Linked DNA regions of Homo sapiens: region 1 is linked to region 2. A link is a contact called in ENCODE Hi-C or POLR2A ChIA-PET data. All regions are on one chromosome and are shown on one strand. The core of a region is the stretch at or near the end of the contact, and the rest is flanking DNA. Distances in the headings are between cores, read along the strand shown.

Region 1 (4,781 bases), core at 738-3,237, 2.3 Mb before region 2:
ATCCAGAGAGTCAGAGCAAGTCAGAAAGAGGGATCGGTGGCGTTCAAAGAGGGGAAGTAGCAGCTTTCAGAGACAGCAGCGGTCAAGGGTCAAAGCCAGTGTGCGGCAGAGCCTCACTCTCCAGGTTCCCCCTTCTTCGTATCCCGGGGTGGGGATGGTGGGGGGCCAGGGACCGGAAGTGGCGGAGGATACTTACCATTTTGGGCCACCAGCTGCGCAAACATGCCCTGTTAAAAGTAGAAAGGAGGAAAGTGGATGGGGGTTCCCCTAGAAAATGGAGGTTCTGTCCCCACTCACTTCAGCTGTCAGGGTCCCCAGAGTCTGTGCCGACCTGAAGCCTACGCTTCCCTTCCCTCCCAACTAAAGAACAGAGACCGCACACACACACACACAAACACACAAACACACGAACACAAACACAAACGAACACACACACGAACACCCACATTAACACACAGACACACGAACAAACACGAACACACACACGAACGCAAACACAAACACACACAAACACCCACACGAACACACACAGACACACACGAACACAAATATCCAAACACACCCACATGAACACAAACACCCACACGAACGAACAAACACAAACACCCACACGAACACACACCCACACGAACACAAACACACCCACGAACACACACACATACGCACCCCCACACGAACACACACACACGAACACAAACACCCACACAAACACGAACACACACACACACACACACACACACACACACGAAGCTGGTGGCTCAACCTGCCCCAAGGACAGATCTCCAAGAATTCAGGAGGGAAAAGCGATCCCTCTTCTTTCCAGCCCCCTTGGGGGTATTCCCCTGGGGGTCTTGAAAGGGAGAGGGGTACCTCAGATGTTGGGGATAAGGCTCTTTGGGAGTTAGCAAAGGAACTGGGGGTCTCCTTGGCGGTCCCAGATAAAGAGGAAGTGCCCCCCTCGGATCGGGGATGGAAAAAAGGTTCCCCCCAGAGATGCAGAGCTTGTGGGGGTGCGGGGTAAAAAGAGGTGCCCTCAATGTCCTAAGTCCTACATAGAGAAAGGAAGCCGTCGAGGGTTGGAGAACCGCGGAGGGTCCCCCGTCCAGGGTGCAGATGGGGTGCCTTGGGAATGCGGAATGAAGAGGGGTGCCCCCACCCACTGCCACATGGAGGGAAGCCAGCCTTTCTCCGACCCGGGGTGCAGAAGACGTATCCCTGAGGGGTTGAGGACTGTGGGGGTCTCCTCCTCCTGGCCTGGGGTGCTGATGGGGTCTCGGGATGCGGAATGAAAGGGGTGCCCTCCCGTGCAAGACGGAGAAGGAGAGCCCTTGGAGGTCCAAAAAGAACTTGTGGGGGTCTCCTCTCCCCCTCCCGGGATACAGATAGGGTCTCGTAGCGGGCGCAGGATGAAAGGGGTGCCCCCCGGACTAGAAGAAGGAGACCCTTGGGGGGTCCAAAAAGAACTGTTGGGCGGTCTCCTCCCCGCCCCCGGCCTGGGGTACAGATGAGGTGTCGTAGGGGTGCGGGATGAAAGGTGTGCCCCCCCGGCCTCGGTGCTAGATGGAGAATGGGAGCCCCGGTGGGTCTCCTCTCCCCGGCCGGGAGTGTAGAACAGGTGTCCCTGGGGGTGCGGGAGGGAGAAGGGAGTCCCAGAGGGGCGGTAGGGGTCTCCCGCGAGACCAGCTACCGAGGGTCGGGGCACGTCTCACCTGCCGCAGGTCCAAGAGGCCGGCGGGATCGTCGGGCGAAAGCTCGGGACCCTCGCGGAGTCTCGGGCTGGCCGCGGAGCCGGGCGAGGCGCGAGCCCCGGACACGGCCCAGGGGCAGGCGAGGAAGACGGCGCAGGCGGCAGCGAGCAGCAGCAGCAGCAGCAGCCCCGCGACCAGGGCCCAAGGCAGTACGCGGCAGGCGCGAGCGCGGGGCGCGGGAGGCCACGGGGCTTCGGGGTCCAGTGAAGCGTCAGAGGCGTATTCCATGACGAGAGACTGCGGGAAGACACAGCGCGCCGCTTTTTATAGCTGCTTGGCTACAAAAGGAGGCCACGCCCCTCCGCCCGCGGCCACGCCCCTCCGCCCGCGGCCACGCCCCTTCCCAGCCCAGAGCCTTTCCCCTCGTCCCCGTGACTCTGCGGAATTTTCTCCACTCGGATCTCTCTCCGCTTTTCGCTCTCCTTTCCGTTTCCGGCCTTCCAAGCTCGGCTCCAGGTTCCTTTCTCCCTGCTGTCTCTCCATCGCCCTGGTTCTCCCTCTCTGCCGCTCTTTCCCGGTATCTCTGTGGGTCTCTTGCTGACTCAGTCTCCTTTGCTCTCTGTGTCTCCCCGTTAACGTCTTTCTCTGTCTCTGTTGATTGCCTCTGCAGTGGGTGGAAAGAGATCTTTCTCTCTCTCTGCCAATTTATGTCTATGCGTGCCTCTGTGCCTGTATTATCTCTGTCTCTGTCTCTCTCTATCTCTGTCTCTAATTCTCTCTCCCTGTCTCTGGCTCTGTTATCTCTGTCTCTGTATCTCTCTGTCTAACTCTGTCTCTGGCTGTTATCTCTGTCTCTCATTGTATCTCTCTCTGACTCTCTCTCCCTGTCTCTGGCTCTGTTATCACTGGCTCTGTCTCTCTATCTGTCTTCTCTCTCTCTGCCTCTGACTCTCTCTCCCCATGTCTGGCTCTGTTATCTCTGTCTATATATCTCTCTCTGTCTCTGACTCTCTCTCCCTATCTCTGGCTCCGTTATCTCTGTCTCTGTATCTGTCTCTGGCTCTGTTATCTCTGTCTCTCTATCTCTGTCTCTGACTGTCTCTGGCTCTGTTATCTTTCTCCCTCTCTCTGCTTCTGTTATCTCTGTCGCTGTCTCTGGCTGTGACTCTCTCTCTCTGTCTCTGTGTCTGGCTCTCTCTGTCTCTGTCTCTGACTCTGTCTCTGGCTCTGTTATCTCTGTCTCTATGTCTCTGTCTCTGTGTCTCTCTCCCTGTCTCTGGCTCTTTTATCTATGTCTGTCTGTCTCTTTCTCTCTGTCTCTGACTCTCCCTATCTCTGGCTCTGTTATCTCTGTGTCTGTCTCTCTGTCTCTGACACTCTCTCCCTGTCTCTGGCTCTGCTATCTCTGTCTCTGTATCTCTCTTTGTCTCTGCCTCTCCCTGTCTCTGGCTCTTTTATCTATGTCTGTCTTGTGTCTCTTTCTCTCTGTCTCTGACTCTCCCTATCTCTGGCTCTGTTATCTCTGTGTCTGTCTCTGTCTCTGACACTCTCTCCCTGTCTCTGGCTCTGTTATCTCTGTCTCTGTCTCTCTGTCTCTGGCTCTGTTATCTCTGTCTCTGTATCTCTCTTTGTCTCTGCCTCTCCCTGTCTCTGGCTCTTTTATCTGTGTCAGTCTGTGTGTTTCTTTCTCTCTGTCTCTGACTCTCCCTATCTCTGGCTCCGTTATCTCTGTCTCTCTCCATCTCTGACTCCCTCTCTTTATGCATCTCTGTGTCTCTCCCTGTCTCTGTATGTCTCTGGCTCTCACTCTTTCTGTCTCTCTCCCTGTTTCTCTCTGTCTCTGATTCCCTCTGTCTCTCTCTGACTCTCTGTCTCTCCCTGTCTCTCTCCTTTTCCTTCTTTAGTCTCTCTTTGTCTCCTTCCCCTCCTCTCAGCACCCCCTAGCCCCCCATCACTAGGACTCCCCCGGGTTCCCCCACATCCAGCACTTCCTAAGAAGGGTCAGGCTTCAGCCAAGCCTCAACCACCCTCACTCCTGGAGCATCTGCCCCCTGATCCCCAACCCCCCAGTGGAACCCTGAGTGTCATGCTCAGCCCTCCTGGCCACCTTCCCCGGGACCCCTGGGCCTTCCCTGGCCTGCCCCCACCCACCCACTGGATGGTTCCCGGCAGGAGCCCCTCGGGACCCTACAAGCAGAAGCTCGGAGAGTCCAGGTGGAGAAATTCCCCTTGCAAGAAAGGGACAGTGTTGAGCGAGTTGGAGGAAACACATTTCCCATCTGCTCTGGCCTGCTGGAGGCGGCCAATCCGGGGCTGGGAGGATGGGCCAAGAAGCGGTGAAAACTTGGCCCCAAAAGAGGAAGCACTCCCAGATGGAGAGGGACGTGACCCGGGGAAAGCCCTTGGCTGGTGTTGAAGTCCTGGTCTGCCCAGACCAGTGTGGGTCCACAATGGCCAACTCCCTTCCCATCTCCCAGCCCCATGGGAGATGGGAGGGTAGACCACGCCTTTCATCCCTCTGCTAGCAGAAGTCAACAGCCCATAAAATAAAGGGACTTTTGTTTTGCTTTCAGATACAAGGTCTTGCTCTGTCGCCCAAGCTGGAGTGCAGTGGCACGATCATAGCCCACTGCAGCCTCCAATCCTGGGTTCAAGCCATCCTCCTGTCTTAGACTCCTGAATAGCTGGAACTACAGGCACATACCACCATGCCTACCAATTTTTTTTTTTAATTTTTTACTTTTTATAGAGACAGGGTCTTGCTATGTTGCTCAGCTGGTCTCAAACTCCTGGACTCAAGCAATGCTCCTGTCTTGGCCTCTCAGCACTGTGATGCCAGTCATGCGTTACCGTGCCCAGTCATAAGGTAGACTTCTCATTCAACAGAACAAGTATCTTCCAGGTCAGCACTGTGTCTGATCCTGTATTGGGCCTCCCTGGGGGATTGCAGAGAAAACAGTAATGTTACTGGCTAGTGTTGAAGGAGCATTACCAAATGCTAAACACTTCCTATATACGGTTTGGGTACTCCACGTGTGAGGCCCGACCCAGCAACAGGGCCACTATCAATTAGCTATGCAAATTCTAGCACCC
Region 2 (4,801 bases), core at 2,210-4,709:
CCGTGCCACCCCCCGGGGGCAGGGCATGGGCCCCAACATCACGGTGCCCCTGATGGTTCAGGTCGGGGATTACAACCCAAGCTAGATGCTAGGGTCCGGGATTCTAAAGGTTTCTGGGATGTCAGCATTCATTCATTCATCCATCCATTCATTCATTCATTCATCCGTTCATTCATTCATTAATTCATTCCTTCATTCATTCATTAATTCATTCCTTCATTCATTCATTAATTCATCCCTTCATTCATTCATTCATTCATGACAGGGTCTCCCTCTGGCGCCCAGGCTGGAGTGCAGTGGCATGATCCTAGCTCATTATAGCCTTGAACTCCTGGCTCAAGGGATCTTCCCTGTCTCAGCCTCCAGAGCGGTTGGGACTACAGGCACGCATCACCACTCTTGGCTAATTTTAAATTTTTTTTCTACAGATGGGGGGGGGTCTCAGTATGTTGCCCAGGCTGGTCTTGAACTTCTGGGCTCAAGTGATCCTCCCACCTCGGCCTCCCAAGTACCTGGGACTACAGATGTGTGCCATTACATCCAGCTAATTTTTTTGATTTTAAGTACAGACAGGATATTGCTATGTTGCCCAGGCTGGTCTCAAACTCCTGGGCTCAAGTGATCCTCCCACCTCAGCCTCCAGAGTAGCTGGGACTACAGGCAAGTACCAACATGCCCAGCTAATTTTTTTTTCTTTTTCGAAATTTTTTCTTTTCTTTTCTTTTCTTTTCTTTTCTTTTTTTTTTTTTTTTTTTTTTTGAGACGGGGTCTCACTCTATCACCAGGATGCAGTGCAGCGATGCAATATTGGCTCACTGCAACGTCCACCTCCTGGGTCAAGCAATTCTCCTGCCTCAGCCTCCCGAGTAGCTGGGACTACAGGCGCGTGCCATCACACCTGGCAAATTTTTGCATTTTTAGTAAAGACAGGGTTTCACCGTGTTCGCCAGGGTGGTCTCCATCTCCTGACCTTGTGATCCGCCCACCTCGGCCTCCCAAAGTGCTGGGATTACAGGCGTGAGCCACCGCGCCTGGCCATGCCCAGCTAATTTTAAAAATTGTTTTTAGAGACAGGGTCTCACTATTTTGCCCAAGCTGGACTCAAACTCCTGACCTCAAGTGATCCTCCCACATCAGCCTCCCAAAGTACTGGGATTACAGGCATGTGCCACTGTGCCCAACCCAGGAAGTAGTTTTTTTTTTTTTTTTTTGAGATGGAGTCTTGCTCTGTTGCCCAGGCTGGAGTGCAATGGTGCCATCTTGGCTCACTGCAACCTCCGCCTCCTGGGTTCAAGCTATTCTCCTGCCTCAGCCTCCGGAGTAGCTGGGATTACAGGCATGAGCCACTGCACCTGACCAATTTTTAAAATTTTTCGTAGAGACAGTGTCTCACTACGTTGCCCAAGCTGGTCTCAAACTCCTGACCTCAAGCAATCTGCCCACCTCGGCCTCCCAAAGCGCTGGGATTACAGGCATGCACCACTGTGCCTGGCCCAGAAAGTATATTTCTATTGGACGGGGCCGCCCTAGAATTCCATAGGCCTGGGGTTCAGGATGTCGGGGTCTCCAGTTTTCCTGACCCCAGGGCTCTCAGGGCCAGAGTTCTGGGCTCTCCAGGAAGTCCAGTGTCCCTGAGGCCCCCTTCCAGGCTCTCCGACCTGTACGTGGCAATGAAGGACACGGGGCTGGTGGAGTTTGGAGCAGGCGGCAGGGTCCAGGAGCAATCCACGGCGATCGGGTACCGAGAGGCTCGGCATTGCACCCGGGGCAGTGTCAGAGCTGCTGGGGGCCCTGGAGGAAGACAGAAAGAGTGAGCTTCTGGTTTACCCCCAGATTGTCATAGCCCTCCCGTGCGCTGGGCTCCTGCCACGTTGCCAGCCAGCACCAGGTACATGGTAGGTGCCTAATAAAGGCTTTCGGAATAAATAGGTACATGGACAAAAGTCATCTGTCATCTTTTATCCCCACTGCAATCCATCTAGGTGAGGACTACTAGCCCATTTTCCAGATAGGGAAGCTGAGGTTTAAGCATCTACAGAGAGGAACTCGGGTAAGAGAGAGAGATTTTACCGTGTTCTCTCTTTTGTAATTGTTTTTTTTTTTTAAAGAGGGAGTCTCCCTCTGTCGCCTAGGCTGGAGTGCAGTGGCGAGATCTCGGCTCACTGCCACCCCCGCCTCCCGGGTTCAAGCGATTCTTAGCCTCCCGAGTAGCTGGGATTACAGGCATGTACTGCCACGCTTGGCTAATTTTTGTATTTTTAGTAGAGAGGGAGTTTCACCATGTTGGCCAGGCTGGTCTCAAACTCCTGACCTCAGGTGATCCACCTGCCTTGGCCTCCCAAAGTGCTGGAATTACAGGCGTGAGCCACCAAACCCAGCCTATAAATTATTATTATTATTATTATTTTGAGACAAGGTATCCCACTCTGTCACCTAGGCTGGAATGCAGTGGCACAATCATAGCTCACTGCAGCCTCCAATTCCTGGGCTCAAATTATCCTCCCACCTCAGCCTCCCAAGTAGCTGGGACTACAGGCACGTGCCACCACATCTAGCTAATTTTTTAATTTTTTGTACAGATTGGTGGGGTCCGGTTTCACTATGTTGCCCAGGCTGGTCTCGAATTCCTGGCCTCACGATCCTCACGCCCTGGCCTCCCAAAGTGCTGGAATTACAGGCATGAGCCACCATGCCCTGCTGTAACCATTTTGTCTTCAAGGACATGGAGATGTTCTCTAGTGCAAAATGAATGAATGTCGGCCGGGCGCGGTGGCTCACATCTGTCATCCCAGCACTTTGGGAGCCCGAGGTGGGTGGATCACCTGAGGTCAGGAGTTCAAGACCACCCTGGCCAACATGGTAAAACCCTATCTCTACTAAAAATATAAAAAGTAGCCGGGCATGGTGGCGGGCACCTGTAATCCCAACTACTCGGGAGGCTGAGGGAGGAGAATCTCGCTTGAACCCAGGAGATGGAGGTTTCAGTGAGCTGAGATGGTGCCACTGTACTCCAGCCTGGGCGACAGAGTGAGACTCTGTCTCAAAAAACAAAACCAAAAAGAAACCAAAGGAATGAGTGTGACTCAAATTCGCATGTCTGTGTAGCTATGTCTGTGTAGCTCTATGGATACCTCTGAGCTGTGACTGCCAGTCCCTATCACCCACAAGGTGACATCCTTCCACCCCCAATGTGGCACTCTGCCTCTCTGTGCCTCAGTTCCTCCATCTGTACAATGGGAGGGTAACCCCATCCCACCATTGGGCACGGGAGGATGTGATTTCCCACCCCAGACATGATCCGAGGCCAGTCCTCGTGTCATGTCCGTCTGCCTGGGCCCCCCAGTCCCCCAGGGGCCCCACATACCTTTCCTTCCACTGCAGGGCGGGCAGCTGGCCCAGAGGACAAGGGCCAGGAGAAGCTGCGGGGTCATGGCTGCGGCCAGCTCTGCTCTCAGGAGTGGGTGGGAACGTCGTGGGAGACTTGAGAGGGGAGGTGAGGACTTGGGACCTGCCCAGGGGAAAGCCCAGCCCAGGGTCAAGGCCCGCCCCCTCCCCGACTTCCTTCAGGTCTGACTCACTGGTGGGGCTCGTGGGGCCGCTAGGGAGATGAATTAGGGTGTGGAGGAGCCCCAGCCCCCTGGGGAGCACAGGCCACCCCTGCTCGGAAGGCCCCGAGGGTGGGGGCGGGGGAGGAGGCTGTGAAAGGGAGAAGTGGAGACCTGCTGGCTTTTCCCAGCACAGCATGTCCTGCTGGCCTTCCTTCCGCTGCCCTGAAGCGGGGGAAACCCCAGGCAGGCAGGCAGGGGCTCAGGGACATGGAGGGAGACAGAGGCAGAGATGGGGGAGAGAGGCAGAGAGACAGAGAAGACAGAAGGAAGACACAGAGAGACAGGGAGATGACAGAGACAGAGACACAGAGAGAGACACAGATGAGAGAGGCAGAGAGACAGAGACAAGAAGAGGAGGACACAGAGATAGAGGGATACAGAGACAGGGAGATGACAGAGACAGAGACAGAGAGACACAGATGAAAGAGGCAGAGAGACAGAGACGAGAGGAGGAGGACACAGAGATAGACAGGGAGATGACAGAGAGACACAGAGACACAGATGAAAGAGGCAGAGAGAAAGAGACGAGAGGAGGAGGACACAGAGAGAGAGAGACAGAGACAGGGAGATGACAGAGACAGAGACAGAGAGAGACACAGATGAGAGAGGCAGAGAGAAAGACAAGAGGAAGAGGACAAAGAGATAGAGAGACAGGGAGACGACAGAGACAGAGAGAGATACAGATGAGAGAGACAGAGATGAGAGGAGGAGGACACAGAGATAGATAGAGACAGGGAGATGACAGACAGAGAAAGGGGCATGACAGAGACAGAAACACAGAGAGAGACACAGAGATGAGAAAGGCAGAGATGAGAGGAGGAGGACACGGAGATAGACAGGGAGATGACAGAGACAGAGACAGAGACAAAGATGAGAGAGTCAGAGAGACAGATGAGAGGAGGACACAGAGATAGAGGGATAGAGAGACAGGGAGATGACAGAGACAGAGAGAGCTACAGATGAGAGAGGCAGAGAGACAGATGAGAGGAGGACACAGAGATAGAGGGATAGAGAGACAGGGAGATGACAGAGAAAGTGACAGAGATACAGATGAGAGAGGCAGAGAGACAAATGAGAGGAGGACACAGAGATAGAGAGAGACAGAGACAGGGAGATGACAGAGACAGAGAGAGATACAGATGAGAGAGGCAGAGAGACAGAGACGAGAGGAGGAGGACACAGAGATAGAGAGA

What was found. Hi-C counts contacts between places; a loop is a spot of excess contacts on that map. ChIA-PET counts read pairs that join two places held with the same protein, here RNA polymerase II (POLR2A). Pooled maps may share reads with other maps.
Region 1: a loop to region 2 is called in a pooled map, with 2.7 times the contacts of the local background. The contact joins the promoter of TNFSF9 here to the promoter of EBI3 in region 2. A Hi-C loop is called at or near these places in 1 of 50 pooled maps. POLR2A ChIA-PET finds 5 or more read pairs at or near these places in 2 of 52 experiments (GM12878 and activated B cell).

Annotation. Positions count from the first base shown.
Region 1 is chr19:6,528,232-6,533,012 of GRCh38, reverse strand. It overlaps TNFSF9 (TNF superfamily member 9), which reads right to left and starts at 1,987. Exons shown (of 3, transcript NM_003811.4): 1 at 1,710-1,987; 2 at 197-227. The coding sequence starts at 1,976. RefSeq lists enhancers at 1-107, 108-608, 1,210-1,309, 4,080-4,339, 4,770-4,781 and silencers at 1,720-1,789, 1,930-2,159.
Region 2 is chr19:4,228,181-4,232,981 of GRCh38, reverse strand. EBI3 (Epstein-Barr virus induced 3) reads right to left here and starts at 3,459. Exons shown (of 5, transcript NM_005755.3): 1 at 3,365-3,459; 2 at 1,659-1,791. The coding sequence starts at 3,431. RefSeq lists enhancers at 1,685-2,186, 3,150-3,239.